Regions from separate parts of the Homo sapiens genome. Here region 1 is linked to region 2. The links are chromatin loops, found by intact Hi-C in ENCODE. Cell type or tissue: B cell. All regions are shown on one strand. Links, peaks and the distances in the headings refer to the core of each region. The heading gives the core; the rest is flanking DNA. Region 1 overlaps FBXW7 (F-box and WD repeat domain containing 7). Region 2 has its middle 120 kb from the start of TRIM2.

Region 1 (8,343 bases), core at 72-8,071, 680 kb before region 2:
TATGTCAACTTAAGACAAAGCTTACCAAAAATGTCACCAGGTAATACCAAATGAACTGCACCATGAAGAGAAGCAAGAACAGGTTGAAAGGAATTCGATTTTCTAAATCTAGGAAGGTATTAAGATAGGGGATTTGGACTTCGATTTGAAGGATATGGCTGGTGGGAAGGAGTATGATTCAAAACAAGTAGAGAGGAGAGGAGATGAAACCAGGTAAAAACTATGGTAAGATATTGGAAGACTTCAAACATTCTCATTTAGGTTTGGCTTTATCAGTGGGAAATGGGGCACCAGATATCTGTATTGAGGTTATTATCTATACAGAGCTAAAAATTCATTTTAAAAAACTCATCCAATTATTCATACTGCCAACTCATTGTCAAGGACGTGGCGTTATAGCCTGATGCAAACAGAAGCCCAAGCAAAAATGCTCTTAACGTTTTTAAACACTGACCCTCCAATTTTTATCTTACAATTGCCTGGCGGGTAAGAAAAAGAGAGACTAAGTGATCAAGTCTGTTAAATTATTCAGCAGGCCCAGACTCAGATGATAAGAAAAAGTCAAGCCACTTTTCTATCCACTGACCAGAAGATGGGACCTATTGAGAGGGAAAAGATAACCTGGGGAGGCAAATAAAAACTTGGTTTGGAGAAAGAAACAGTACTTTTAGTTTTCAGTGGACCACTCAGATGATGATGCCCAACAGACAGCTAGAAATGCAAAACTATGGCTAAGGTGAATGATCGGAGCTTGAGAAATAATTTTGGAGTTAACTACCAAAGTGAAAACAATATTCATCATGATCTATTCCTATGTCCTTTTTCTTCATACTGTCTTCCCTACCACCAACAAAAACAACATTAAAAATGGATCAGATCATTATAATACACATATGAAACAATTTTCTTTGGAAGCATTTTGAAGATAACTATTTGTGATATTTGTGTATACTTCAGTGAAGTTTATCATCTGTATAAAGAACTAATCAATGGAATGCTATAAAACAATTTTAAAATGGTCCATTTGGTGTGAAGATTATTCTTTAGTCTACAATGAAACCTCATAATTAAAATACTTTTTGAGCTGGGCACGGTGGTCCACGCCTGTAGTCCCAGCTACACAGGAGGATCTCTTATGCCCAGGGGTTCAAGGACAGCCTGGGAAACACAGCAAGGCCCCGTCTCTTAAATAATTAATAATAGTAACTGTCATTACCTGCAGTGAATGAGATACAGTTTATCACCAACATTTAGAGCTATTATTGTTTAAAATAATATTAACAAATACATTTAAAACTATATTAACAGGCATTAATTAGAAATTAACCATGAGCTAAAATTCATTTTGGCATCCATATGGAAGATTCATTAAAGCATTTAAATATACAGAAGCTTTAGTTAAAGATTAGAAGAAAGTCTAGAGAAATTGACTTAAATTCTAATGAAAGGAAAGGGTACATATTTTATCAACTAGGGAGATCTGTGGGTAGCATCGACTTCAAAATTTATGTCTATTTTTATTGAAGATGGGCCTAGCTTATTACAGTACTCTTCTAATCCTCCTATGTACCTTTTTAAAAGAATTTATTTCTCTACTTTTTACACTAGAGGGTGATATGATGACTGAATGCTGAAGGTTGTAAAACATATATATAGAGATTGACAACCGCTGCGGGGAATGAAGTTTATTTTGTGGGATTTGGGGTAAGGCACAGGAGACGGAAAAAATGAGGTCACAAGGCCGATATCTGCAAAATATCTGAGTGTCCCAGGCACTATGCTACTTGTTTTACATAAATTATTTCACTTAATCCTTACAAAAACCTTGAGAGGTAGGCATGAGTCTTTATTTTACAGATAAAGTAATAGGTTCACTGAGATTATATACTCATGGTTATACAGTAAGTGGTATAATCAGAATTCAAACTCAGATGTGAAAAGTTCTTATCACTCTAATATGTTAGGGGAAAACCCATCTCACCCATTGTCCCCATTTCTCCCATTTCCATTATCCTCCCCACATGTTTAAAATTGGGCTAAATTAGGCTGAGTCAATGTTTCATTTTTCCTCCTTCACAAAGGTAGGGGACATGGCTATTCATTGGGCCATGTTTACTAGTGGATGTTATTCAAGATGACTGCCTTAAATAGCATTTTTTGCTCTCTGGACATGTATATACCAAACAGACTTTGAACTTAAGTTGCTTGTCTTGCAGGTAGACTAGGCCAGGGACTTTCTGAAGAAGCTATCATTCTCTAGAACTCTACAACAGAGTGTAACTTAGAGCCCTGTTATATTTCCAATGTTAGCCACATTATCCTACAAAGCTGCTCAGCAGCTCTGGTCCTAGGAGGTGGTTGGAGAATGGCGGACCAGATACCCTGATTGGTTAATGATCCTATTACCTGATTCCTCTATTGTTCAGAATTTATAGACAAGAAAGGGTCTTACGCCTCTAAACTCCAATACACTAGATGCTTCTCCACACCTCCCCCCACCCTCTATTTATTTATTCTGAAACAGGGTCTTGCTCTGTGGCCCAGATCACTGCAGCCTCAACCTCCTGGGCCCAAATGATCCTCCAACCTCAGCCCCCAAAGTAGCTGGAACCACAGGCGCATGCCATCACACTCAGCTAATTTTTGTATTTTTTGTAGAGACAGGGTTTTGCCATGTTGCCCAGGCTGGTCTCAAGCAATCTGCCCACCTCAGCCTCTCAAAGTGCTGGGATCACAGGTGTGAGCCACCACACCTGGCTATCTTTTATATATATTTATTTTTTGATAAACATTTATTTCTTATTTGAGGCAAATGGATAAAAACGATTTAATTACTAGGAAGAATCTAACAATCAAGATGGGAAAAAAATAGACTAATTTGAGGTAAGGAAGTTATGTGAGAAGAGAACAGGTGGAAGCCACTAAGATAGATATGGAAGCATCAGAAATTAATGCTCAAACACACTTCTCTTCATCAAAAGATCAGGATACCAGATCTGGCCTAATAATCATCTCATTTGTTTTTCATGTTAGTAGAAAATTAGTTGATATTCTGCATAAAATATGTCAAAGATTCTTCAATATGAGCTGGGCATATCTTCAGAAAACAACTTTTTTTAAAAAAATATGATAAGGATGTTGAGAATGAGAGTTAAAACTGAAGAGACAGACATTTGTATCTGGAGAAGCAAGATTTAGAGGAATAGCCAGCACACAACCTCTGCTTTAAAAGCATGTTTTATGGATTCAAGAGAGTATGACCTCTATAAAATTTTTTAACAGCGTCATTTGTTCCTGATTACTTTAGCCTTGAGCTGTAAAATCTTCAATAATGTTTTGTTAAGTGCCACAAAGAAAAGTAGTTAACTGAGCCCTCTGTCCTTTCTATAGGGTAGCTCTTATCACTTCAAATGGGACATAGTATCAGAAAATCATCACATGGCAGAGTCTCTGACTATGTTGGAAATCTTGTTCAGTGATGTTTGTCAAATTCAACCATAGGGGGCAGCATAGCATGTGGAAAGAGAAAGGGGTTTTTTGCTATTAGGCAAATCAGGATTAAAATCTCTCATCACGTAGTGTAATCTGGGGTGGATCATTCGGCCTCTCTGTAACTTTTGTTTATGTATCTGTAGTAGGATCTTTCAAACAGTGTGAGCTTAATAAATAGCAATTCTTGACTACCACTTCCCTTGACTTTTAACATTAAGACAACATGGAATTTTTAACATATATTGCTTGCCATAAGGCTCCCAAAAGAACAAACCTTTAGTGACAAGGGGGGAAAAACTGTCCTCAGAGTGTTGACAGTTTTCAGAATGCTTTCAAAGAATAAAGCAATGCAAGGAAGAATTAAAAATCTTTTTTTCTCATTAATATATTTGCTTATGCAGCATATTTAGGGATGATGGGTAAAATTCAGTCTAGCTGTCCACAGGGTTTGTTTATGAGAATGCCAAAAAATAAAACTTGAAAGGTATCCTGAGTAAAATTTGTAGAAAGCTAATCCTATGTTAACATTTAAAATGGGATTTCATTTCTTATGCCTCTACTCTCAAAAGTCAAAGAAGACTTGAATGAAACTATGGTCTAGGGTAACATCTGTAGAAGTGTCTTAACTTTATAATGATCAAGAATTTAAAGCTCTTCCAAAATAAAGTACTTCAACTAGTGAGAGCTTCTATTTATTGTATTAAAACATGTATACACGGAGAATACTGACATTTTCTTTTTAGGTGAAGCAGTACTCAGTGACTTTTTTTAATGCTGTTGAAAGTGCTCTGGGAATACTCTGGCAGAAGGGTTTCAGGAATGGACAAAAAGGAAAACATTTAGAAAAATTTCAGACTGAAATCTTACTTGTAGAAGGGTATCACTGTCCTGGCAATCAAATAGCTTTGTATTCTTCATGCCATACTTACGAAGGCAGATCATCTCATGATCAACAATATATCAAAAACTATACATACACACTTATATAATAAATGCATACACACATCTATACTGTACATGTGTATATACATAAATGCATACACACATCTATACTGTACATGTGTATATACATAAATGCATACACACATGTATTCCTTCTATGGTTAGAGCCCAGTCCATTCTTGTTATATGTACAGGACAATAATTGTTATTCATGATTCAGAATCACTAGAAAAAAACTAACAAATTCAGTATACTTCGTTTTTAAAAAGGTAATCATCATACACAAAATTTTACATCTTGAAGGTAAAGAAAAGATAAAGCACCTGTCAAACTTGTGAACTGGAAGGTTTCCTACAGAATATAAGGATGACTTTTCCTTTTGGAAAAAGATAATGTTTTGTCTAACTAGCTTTTTTTGCTTTTAATTTAAAGTGTAGCAGAAATCAGCAATAACTCTGCATTGTTCCGCAAGGCTTAGTTTTGATTGAACCTCTTTCTGAAATAAGTTAGTGCAATTGGACCTTAAGTATTAAACCCCTATTCCTCTAACTGAACCCTCAGGAAAAAAAGAGATGTTAAAACTCCCTTTTGATATAGCAACCTTGAAGAAGATGATCAAGACTAGGGGGGCAAAAGGGAGGAATGACACTATAAAAGGTCTGAGCCTTAACAAAGTGGTGCTATAGTTGTTAGTGGTAGAGCCATCTGGCTGAGATCCAAAGCTACTGCTTCAACATCTTGAGACAGGGATGGTACAATGGATGAAAAATCACTACTTGATGTCACGTCCTTCTTAGATCATGCCAGCTAAATAAAATCTGACTTGCAGATAGGCTAGGTAAATTAGGGCCAAACACATTTTAGAAAGTAAGGTTTTACAAGCAGATGTAAAACATGATTTAGCATTTCAATTATTATTAATCCAAGTGTGTAAGATACTTCATTCCAAGTCAAGTTAGGTTAAACGATACGATGTTAAATCAGTTTGTATATTGTTTATGGCCTAAAATCACTGTAAAATGTAAGAAATAAGCAAGTAGGAGTAAGAGGATGAACTACCACAGACATTATGTTAATGTCTATAAAACAAGTATATTCAAGTTAAAATGTTCCTTTCCAAAACATAGTTTAACTTGTAAGTCTACTCTACATGAATATTCATTATTTCTAATTCTCAAATGATAAATAACTAGAACTAATTTGAGGCAACTTCTGAGTAATTTATGCCTTAGAGTGACACTTGTGAATAGCCCACTCTAGCAGCTGCATTTTGTAAATAAAAAGTTTCTTCATTACTTGATTTACACAAATCATGTTTCACCCGAAACCTCTACACCCCACACAAGCTACTAATCCCTGCCCGGGACGCAAGGTTTAGACGAAAATTTGATGTTAATAATTTTTCATAGTAATAGGCTCAATTACTTTCCCTCCATTTGTACTCAGATTGTCCCATTATCAGTATTTCTACTTGTAATACTTTCCATTACCTTCTGTAAGACAAAAAACTAGTTCATTTTATTATTACACATCTTAAGATTAATTTTTAGTAATACAAAGACTGTGAGGAAAGTTTCATTACAATTAAAATAGATATGTAAAGTTTCTCAGGTTAACAATATATTGAATATACTCACTTTTGTTGTTTTTGTATAGAATGGGGAGGAGAGTTGGTGAACGGGCAGGTCCACAATACTACTGGAGTTCGTGACACTGTTAGTATGTGTATGTTCATCTTCTCTGCTACTATCATCAGACTGATCAAAATCGTCACTCTCCTGGTCCATCTCCTCCTCCTCCTCATCCTCCTCATCTTGTTCACCAGCATGTTCTTCATCTTCCTCTTGTTCTTCTTGGTTTCCTGAGGAGTCCTCATCTACCGAAATAAATCTATTATTGTTTTCTTCCAACTGTCCTTGCTGGGAATCATTTTGGCCTCCAGGTCTAGGTTCTACTCCAACAACTTCACCATTCCTTGCAGTGTGCTCCTCCTCTTGTTGTCTGAGTTGCTGTTGCTGTTCCTCCTCTACCACACGATTCATCTGTTCTTCATCTACCTGGCTTGAGGAAGGGTTACCTCTCAGAGAGCCTCCAGTTCGTCGTCTTTTGCTGCCCACAGAGAGCAGTTCCTGATTCATTTCCAAAAGCCAGCTTGCTACTTCTTGGACCTTGGCTAGACTATCAGAAGATGCAAAGGTTTTCACATTCTGCAGGGGAAAATAGGGTAAAAAACAAGATTTGTACAATCTATATTATGTTCTACTTTCATGTTATATGTCTACTTTCTAAATATCATTAATGATTGCAAAAAAGTATTGATGCCACCAAGGCATTAAAATGTTCTTTAGTAAACAATATAGAACATTTCAATTTTAAAAGTTATAAGACTTTATAAAGACATGCACAAAAACCATAGTAAACAACACTAATCCCTTTTAATAATTTTTAGCATGAAGATTTATAGTTTAATTCCTTTGACCAATAAAACATAATATTTCAAGCAAATAAAACAATTTTAATTTTACATCAGTAGTTCATAGACTATATCCTATATAAAACTTCCACAAAATTTTAAGAAGTGTATCAAAAAAAATTTTCAGTGTTCAGTTAATTTGGGAAATGCTGAGGTAAATCAGATTAAAAGGCTTTTTACCCTGGGTATTTCCCAAACTTTTCTGATCACAGAATCTTGCCTTCAGACACAGTTTTCTAGCAGGTAACAATTATAATCATTATTATTTTAATTTTTTTACAAATGACTGGACAGAAAATGAACAAAAAATTTATTTAAAAAAAAAGTTCATAAGTTCATACCCTCTGACCCAGTAACTCCACTTCTGGCAATCTATCCTAAGGAAGTAATCCTAAAACAGAAAAAAAAAATTTATACAGAGGATGCTCACTGCAGTTTATCCACGAAAGCAAAAAATAAAGATAAAAATAAATGTAAATAAAAATGTAAATAAAAATCCAAATGTTCAATATAAAGGAATCTATGAGATGGGATATATATGGTGTAATCCCTAAACATGACGTTCATAAAATATTTTTAAAAACATGGATGTTATAATATATTATGCTAAGGGGAAAATGCTGGAAATTGTGATTATAGTATGATTTTTAAACTGTATGAAGACTAGAAGACAACATTTCAAAATAAACTGCATCTTAGGCAGTGGTATTACTGATGCTTTAAACTTACTTCTTTTTATCATATTTCTCAATTTTTATATATCAAGCATGTTTGCCTTTATGTTTTTTAACCTAGGCTCTAGAATTTTATCTGATACAGCATCTTTTCATGATATTCATTCTTACATTTTATCCTTTGCTGGTATCTATATGGACATCTTTGAAGTCAGATAAAATGCCAACATGTTGTGCACACACAAGAAATTATGCACCCGTGATCTAAAACTTGAAACTGCTAACAAATGAAGTATTGTCAATTCTAGTCTTTTTCAGAGAAAACCTTTAGTATGATTTACAACAGTGTATCATAAAACACAAACATCAACAAACAGAAGCCCATATCCTAAAATTTGAGGAAGGTCTTTTATTTCTTCCTACCATAATACAAAATGTCAAGATATATCAAATATTAATATAGAACTTATTATTTTATCGGTAACTGATGTGACTGAACTTGAGTTCAGTAAAATAAAATCTGATGGCTAACAAACAACATTAAGTTGCATGGTTTTCTTGGCAACTGGACATGATGGGAATAGAAATGATTCAAGGTCAGGAAGAATACTAATAAAAGAAATAGAATTTTAAATTGAAAATGTTCCTCACTTTGCAGGCAAGGTAATCAAGGCTCAAAATGATTTAGTAAATTTCTCAAGATTACTAGTTTCAAGTAAAGCAGGGACAAGAATTTAACACCCAACTGAGTCTCCTTTCATG
Region 2 (8,343 bases), core at 85-8,084:
AGATTCTTTCCTTTGCAAGATACTATGAAAAGTATTCATAGGAGAAGGCATCTGCAGGAATCCATAGACCCTCCAAAACATCCCCAGCTTGCTGTCATGTGCCAACCTTGGTGTCCACCCTCACCACTCCCCTCCTGCACCTCCTCATCCAACAAGCACTATACCTGCAACCCAAACACACTCAGAGTTCACCAAACACATGCCTATTCCCAGGCAAAACCAAACACAATTGATGGTAGCAGCTGTGGAAAGAGGCGGTAATAGAGAATGTGATTAGCAAGATGCATTCAGATGCATGGGCTTCTTTATTACTACCATCCAATAATAGCACATACGAACAATGCACCCTGAACCTGAAGGCCAGCATGGCTGGAGGAGGACCAAGGCTTGTAAAGAAAGATAACTCTTTAACTGATTTACTGACTTATTTTAAATGAGTTTCAAATTTAGCTCTATACTATTTTAAACAACGCTTCAGAACCAGGCAGTAATTCCCAGCCCATCTCTAGGCTCAGCTGCCTTTGGAATGTGGTGATTTGGGATGTGTTGCACAAAAGCAGGGCTCAGTCTGTCAACTCTTTAGGTTCTGAGGGGGCCAGATGCTCCCCGTTGTTATTCCAGGCCCGGCGGCTAGAAAGTCAGAGTGTTGGGCTGCAAGGGATTCTGAATGTGTCTGGTTGAACTTCTAATTATCCAGAGCAGTGGAGGGACCTATGCAAAGACACAGACCCTGCGTATGCTATTGTGAGGGCTGCCATCATGAAATACCACATCCTGCTGGCTTAAACAGCAGCGATGTCTTGCCTCTCAGTTCTGGAGGATACCAGTCCAAGGGTTCTTCCTCCTGAGAGTTATGAGGCAAGGCTCTGTTCCAGGCCTCTCTCCTTGGCTTACGGATGGACAACTTCATGCTCACATGGCATTCTTCCTGTAAATTTCCCCTTTTACAAGGGCATCAGTCAAGTTGGACTAGGGGCCCCCTCATGACCTCTTTTTAACTTGATTACCTCTGTAAAGACTCTATGTCCAAATAGTCCCATTTTGAGGGCTGAGCTCCCAGAAAGCCAATATATATTTGGCGGGGGCGGTGCACAAGTCAACCCACCACACTCTGGTTCTCCTGACCTCTCCTCCAGTTGTGTTTCTGTTCCCAAGGTGGTGCCTCGGTGCTAATACCTCGTAATTTTTCTGTCAAACCTTTCCAGTGGCTGAGTACAATTGATGAACTCTCACTTCCCTGGCTTATGGGGAGTACTTGACATCTGAGAAGTCATGAGGTCAGAGCGGGGGGGAGTCCTGGACCGGCCCCAGGTAATGGAGTGCTCCACACTGTGGGGTCTTCCCCTTGTCCTCTCTCTGAGCCAGTCTGTGGCAGTGGCCTCTGCATTCCAGAAGGCTGCAGCACAACAAGTGGCCTCCAGGATGCCTCTCCTTGGGCACTTAGAGATTACTCCAGCTAAAAACAAACAAACAAACAAACAAAACAGTCCTGCAGTACCCTGTGTGTAACTCTGCTCTTTCTCCTTATTAACTGGAGTCCAGCTGCATTCGGCCTCTTGAAACAGCAAACTGATGAGTGGTGCCATCCTTTGACCTTTGCAAATGGGGGTTCATTGGTGAGCCCTCTAGCGTTAAATATAGTGTCCAGGCAAGTGAGTGATAAGCAGTTGTCCTCCTTTCTCCCCTTTCTAGCCCCAAACAAGGAAACCCAAGCCAATTCGTGCTGAGAAAACTTTTCCTCTCAGTGGCACCCATTCCTTCCTCCACACCCCGGCCCCCTCCTGCACCAGGTTACTCGATCTGTGAGGTGAACAGCTCTTCTGAGCTGGGTTCCTGTTTCATCTTCTTCCTGTTAATTAGTGTGAACTGCCCGTTTCTGAGAAGTGCCCGACTATTTATTTCAGACCAGGCAAGTCTAAACACAGCTCTACCAACCACAGCAGGAGACAGAAGTGGTAAAGTTTCTTCGCTCATGCAGACGAGAGCCATGGGCACGGGGCCGGCACCAGGAAGAAGCGCGTTCATTCATTGGGTGTGAAGCTCAGGGTCTTAGGGCTCCTCTCTGTAGGGCCAGCCTTACCAGCAGGCAAAGCTGTGGCTCTCCACATTCAGGGGCTTCAAGCAGGGTCTACTCCCCAGAGTCATGTGTCACAACTTGTCACCCCCTCCCCAGATGACATGATTGGAAACTCTATCCTTTGGCTCATACAGGTTTTACAGAGCCCCTCCCTGGTAATGTGGAAATCCTCTGAGAGAGCATTTCATCCTAGCAAGCAAGACTTTCCAGAATTGAGACACACCCCCACACCTCGGTCAGGATGGGTCAATAGCGGGGCTGGGGAGAGAAGGGGGTGAAGGGGATGGATACGGGCGGCTGGAGTGGGGAGAAGGGACTTCAGGGAAGAACTTCACTCACTTGGGAATTTTGCTTAGTGATGGCCTTGCTCTGTGGTTGCTTATTGAAAAATGTCAAGTTGGGGTCACTTTAGTCATTGCCATCTGTCAGGGAGGACAAAGGCCAGTCTGTGGTCAGGGAGCCCAAGGGGAGAGGTTGCACTTGGGGAAGGGTAAGTCTGTAATGCACTTGTCTTGTAAAAATGCTCTTTAGTCAATTAAGAAGGTTTTAAATGAGAAGAGTAACCGGACAGGCAGGATCTTCATATTTTTTCTATGTACTGCAGAATATTCATGAGGAAAAAAAGTAGGATTTCTTGGGCATCTTTTCCTTTCAAGAACCTTCTAAAATGTTACAGCCCAAATGGCTCTTTCTTTTTCTCAAGCTGTGAAGACCTCAGGGGGTGCTCCCTCTCTGGGCTTCGTGGTGAGGATGTTGTTATAAAACTTGGGGCTGAGGACTTTACACTGGGACAAACCTTTAAAAGAAGCCTGCTGTGCTGTGGAAGTGTGGGTATTCTCCAGCTTTCCCAGGTCAGGCCGACTGCTTCCGGGCAGCCTACAGATCAGAAGGCAGGGCTCCTTTGTGCGAGGAATTTGCATCTGAGGCAAAGATTTATAGTAAACGGCCACCAGATGGTGCCTTAGTCCTCCTCAAGCTAATATTCTGGCTTGCTTTGTTCTCTTTGCTGATGAAAGCTGACATTTCACGGGAAGAACAGTCAATCCCTGGGAAGATGCTGGGACCAAAGGAGCCACAAGTATTATTTTATTTGTTCAGCCTGACAAGACTCCAAGCTCATAAATGTGGGGGAGCCACAGTCATTGACCTAGAGCTAATATAAGTGCTTATTTCTTCACACAGTGGGATGCAACAATTAAGGTCGTATCAGCTCCCAACATGCATGCGGACCTGACTCAGTGCTAATTGCTCCCAACAAGCATGCTGATGCTGGATTCATAGCTGACTTCTAGCTCTCAGAGGGTTTGGGTGACCTTGCTTTAGGGGGAGATAAATGCTTCATTCTTTACACTGGGTTTCTAAATAAATCACTTCAGTTTAACTTTTTTTTAATTCTCTTTCGGAGACCAATATTGGGTTTTTTTTCTCTTTCACTAAGAAAACAGGAATTTAATTTGGAAAACTCAGTTTTAAATGAACATAGTGACCTTTATAATTTTATTTTCCTTAGCAAACATCTTTTACTGCTTTTCCAAAAGACTGAACTTAGCCAGAATTACGACAGGTAAAACTTCTCACTTCATGAGTTTAATGAAATGACTCGATCTCCCCACAGACGTTTCCAAAATCTGGAGAGCGGCTGTGAGTTTGCAGTGCAGTATGGGGAGAGGTAAGAACAATGCCTTTGGAATTTGGAATCCTTGTACCCCGGTGAAATAGTCCTGCTCACCTCCCTGCATTTCACTTTCTCTCCATGGCAACGTTTGATGTGGGGCAGTCACCCAGTTTTATTATTTAGTCTGCATGCACACACACACTCACACACTCACCCTTAGGCAGAGGACTAGAAGAACCCATCGCCACTTTTACCCTTCATTTCCCAAGTCCTGAGGCATCACTGTCTCATTTCCACCCTCAGGGTTTAATCTCAGAGTGTGAGAACGAGGCAGGCCTCTGCTGGGGTGGCCAGGATGTCCCTGACCCCACCAGCAGGGAAGAGTCAACACACTGAGGACAGCCCCTGCTCCTTCTCATTTGGTTGAGGTTGTCAGAGCATGCATGTGGCAACACCATCCATGGTTCCGTGACGTCTCCCTGAAGATGCCATCTGTGGGCTCAAAAGCTGGATCGATGGGAAGCCAGCCCCGGGCTGTGCATCTGTCACAAACCGTGTCTTCATCTTCCCAGGCCAAGTTCAGTTCATTCTTATTTTCACACATCCAACTGGGCGCTACCAGTTAGAGGCCTCACTGGGGCTTCAGGGAGTGGGTTCGTGTTGCTATTGGCAGCAGTTCAGTCCTTTGCTGATCAACAACATCCACCTTGGGATGCCATGCACCTACTTCTTTACCTGTAGTTACTTTGAATGTTGGTTCCAACACACCATTTGCAGGAACAGAGCCGCCAGGAACTGGTGGTGTGAGATCCCAGGGTCTCCTGTGTTACTTGTCAACTAAGCAGTAGCAGCTGCAGCTGATGGAAATACATGCCCATAGGCATTCGACCAACTGGTTAAACTCTTGACTCTGCCACCTTAGAAGTTTTGTGGCTCGACACCAATTACTACTGGGAACAAGTTTCCACTCCATTCCCACGCCACAGTCAGACAGGGTTGAGGGGGATAATAGGTCTTCGCCCTGCAGCCCAAGCAACCCGTTTGCACGGCTGGCTGCCCGCCACCTGGTGGTAGATGGAGGTAAAGCAGCCTCCTGAGGAGAACTGCCCGGGTTTGGAGCAAGAGGGACTTTCTAAGTGATTCAATCTTGTGCTGTCATTTTCACTGGAGGAAATTCAGGCTTAGAGATGATGGCAGGCTTGTCTGAGCTCTCAGAGTGGTAGAGTACGGTGGTTAAGAGCAAGCATTCTGGCGTCTTAGTGTCTGAATCCTGGCTTGGCAGTCAGGAACTAGTGTAACCTTGGAGGAGTTTCATAACTTCTCAGTAATCACTTTCCTTATCTATGAAATGAGGGAAATCATGCTCCTTACCTCAAGGGTTTTTAAACAGATTAAATTAGGTGGTGATGTGGAAGTGCTTAGTCCTGTGCCTGACCCTGGTAAGGGACACATCTCTAGATGACTCTGTCTTCACTCTGGAGCTATTTAACTGTATTTGTAATGCCCCCTACAATGGGTGACACTCCTTACATTCCCCATTTAGATCTGAAAGTAGGAGTGAGGACTCCAAAGACCACTGAAGAAAGCGTGAAAGATATTTTGCTTTTGAATGGAACATTAGACTTTGGTTACTGAGTGAAGGAAGAGTGCAAATGACATTTTGGTGCCAACATGGCTCAAATTCATTGTCATAGATTGAATGTGTTGGGTATTCTAAAAATGTTTGTTAGATGAAGGAAGGGGAAGGGGCGTGAGCAGAGGTCAGAAGTGGCCCCTGTCTCAGGAGAGAGGAGCTGGAAAAAGAGAAAGTCTCATTTTACACTATCCACAATAGCTCAGAAGACCAGCTGGGAACCCTTGCAGTAGAAATCTCCCTGGCTGCCTCTGTTTTTGTAACAATGACATTAGAAAGACCAGGTACTCCTGTAGATGCTGTATTCTTTAAGTAAGTGTGGACACCTTTATCCTGTTTGAGACTGGACTGGCAGTTCTGTTGAAAATAGGACAGGTGAGCCTTGCCAGGAGCTAAGGAGACAAGGAGAGAGAAAAAGAAACAAATACCTCGACTTTCTCCCCCTTCTCTTTAATTTACTAATGGTGTGTGTCCTATGGTCATGATCTAAGTCAGAGCTAGGGAGTAAGGAGCCCAACTGATGCAGCTTATGGATGCCTTCCTCCCAGGGCACAGAGCAGGGTGGAACTGGATCTTAGAACATAGAGGAACATGCACAGCCAACGGCTTATGCATATGCACCCAAAAATATTTGGGTGATTTATATTCAACTCTGCTTCTCTCAATTTGAAGAGGTTGCTCATTTATAATACTGTATTTCTAATGGTATTACCAAAAAAAGTGTGATGTTTTTTGTTGTTGTTGTTTTTTCTCCTCTCCTCTCCTCTCCTCTCCTCTCCTCTCCTCTCCTCTCCCAACCCCGGTCTCTGCTCTTCTTTGCCTTTTAAAGTGGTTCTCACACAATATCCAATATGAATGGGGTTAATAGAAATGTAGATGGAAGTAAAGAGACAAACACAACTTTCTAGAACATTCCCCTTCCTATGCCATTGCCCAACCCCAGCATGTTCTCGGGCCTGCTGATGACGCTGGTGCCTATGGTGAGTTGGGGAGAAAAAGGGAGAAACAGGGTAAAATGGGAGAGTGATGGAGAGAGAAGATGGCTTCATGGTGTCTGGAACTGCATTTGGCATCATGGGTATGATGCCTTCACTCCATTTCTTCCTGGCTGTAGATCCATTTAATCAATAATACTTATTAAGCATATAATTTGTGCCAAACACCATGTCAAGCACTGATGAATAATGCACAGCCCTGCCCACAGGGATCTTACAGTCTATATTCTCTAGGTGCTTATGATGCACTGCAGTTGGTGTCAACCACACAGTGAGATAAAGTCAGCACAGAGGCACTCCCAGGCACAGAGAGAGGCGGAAGAGTCAGGGAAGGCCTCCCAGGTTACTGACTCTTAGCAACAGAGTTAGAGGCCAAGAAATTAACAAGTGAAAGGAGAGGAAGGTAGGGAGGATGCACTTGGCAGAAAGAGATCTTGGCAAAGGGATAAAAATCATGATGTGTTTGGGGCTCATTCTGGATGACTGAGGCAAGGAAATGTGTAGGCAGCTGCCAGAGGAGGTTTGGAGAGGTAGGCAGGTCTCAGAGCAGGGAGGACATGAGGGCTTAAGAGAAGGAGTTCAATTTTATTCCGAAGGCCATGGAATGGTGTCAAGAGTTTCCATAAGAGACTAACTAGGCCAACACCATTTCTAGAGCAATCGTAGTGGCAATAGTATGGAGGCTGAAGGGAGCGGAGAAATGGAAGAAGGTTCTTTCAGTAAACTGGGCAGTCAATGACAAAATCCCGACGTGAGCTAGCAGCAGGAAGAGATGAAGCGGGGTGTCACAGTCTATAAAGAGAGGCCAACGATAGGTGGCAACCTCGAACATCAGCCTCAGGTTCTGCCTCACGTTGTGGGCTTTTCCGACTGCACTACTTGGTGAATTTTGCTATCTGTTTCAGTTAAATTCAACGTGCAGAGGGGAGAAAACTCTTTCTGGATGAATATCTATTCTTTTCAGAACAGAGAGCCTCTATTGTCTACTTTCTAAACAAATTTCTACTGGATATCAAAGAAGCCTTTCAGAGCTTGTTCTGGGACATGCTAAGTCCCATGAAACCTCACTGGAATGAAATGAAATGAAATGTAGAAGCAGCACCAAGAGGGGCTGGTGCAGCAGGCTCAGATCTAGGGTACGACATGTTCCCTACATATGCCCTAGCTATGCCCTAGGTATACCATACATATGCTTTACATAAACCCTACATATACCCTACATATGCCCTACATATACCCTACATATGCCCTAGGTATACCATACATAGGCTGTACATAAACCCTACATATACCCCACATATGTCCTAGATAAGTCCTAGGTATGCCCTATGTATGCCCTACATATACCCTACGTATGCCCTAGATATATCCTAGGTATGCCTTACATACGACCCAGTATGCCCTATGTATGCCCTAGATATACCCTACATATGCCCTAGGTATACCCTAGATATACCACACATATGCTCTACATAAACCCTATATATGCCTTAGGTATGCCCTAGGTATGTCCTAGGTATGTCCTACATATGAACTAGTATGCCCTAGATATATGTATGCCCTAGATATACCCTATATATTCTCTACATACACCCTATGTACGCCCTATGTATGCCCTAGATATACCCTATATATTCTCTACATACACCCTCCATATGCCCTACATATACCCTACATCTGCCCTAGATATACCCTATATACACCCTAAATATATCTTAGATAAACCTTATATATGCCCTACATATGCCATTGATATACCCTAGATATGCTCTACATATGCCCAGATGCTTTTGAGTGTGGGCACCAATGTAGATCATCTCCTTAACTGTAGGAGAAGGGACCCCAGCTCCATTTTGTTTTTACTGCCTCCCATCTTTAACTAGACGACTTTCTTTTTGGGTTCTTCCTGTGAGTTGATGTGGAAAGCTAAGATGAACGCATGTTGCACAAACCGACTCCACAAGCTCACCTGGTTTATCACTGACTGGCTGGGTGTCAAACTCTTGGCTTATGCCCTGGAGAT

Evidence for each region. Peaks named below come from ENCODE experiments on the same cell type or tissue, not always from the same donor. Only the 100,000 strongest peaks of a DNase experiment are listed, where the experiment ranks them.
Region 1: a loop joins it to region 2, with 7 times the contacts of the local background. A loop is called at or near these places in 5 of 110 quality-filtered maps.

Annotation. Positions count from the first base shown.
Region 1 is chr4:152,405,232-152,413,574 of GRCh38, forward strand. FBXW7 (F-box and WD repeat domain containing 7) reads right to left here. Exons shown (of 14, transcript NM_001349798.2): 3 at 7,249-7,298; 4 at 6,072-6,641. The coding sequence starts at 6,572. Among named protein-coding and RNA genes, the nearest start is that of FBXW7-AS1, 72 kb to the left of the region's middle. In B cell, for the core only: CTCF peaks have their summits at 3,504 and 3,707; a DNase peak (open chromatin) is centred at 3,510.
Region 2 is chr4:153,080,594-153,088,936 of GRCh38, forward strand. No RefSeq gene overlaps it. Among named protein-coding and RNA genes, the nearest start is that of TRIM2, 120 kb to the right of the region's middle. RefSeq lists an enhancer at 4,636-4,695. In B cell, for the core only: CTCF peaks have their summits at 3,018 (motif pointing right), 3,221 and 4,768 (motif pointing left); DNase peaks (open chromatin) are centred at 1,918, 3,018 and 4,768; H3K4me3 peaks cover 325 bases; H3K27ac peaks cover 582 bases.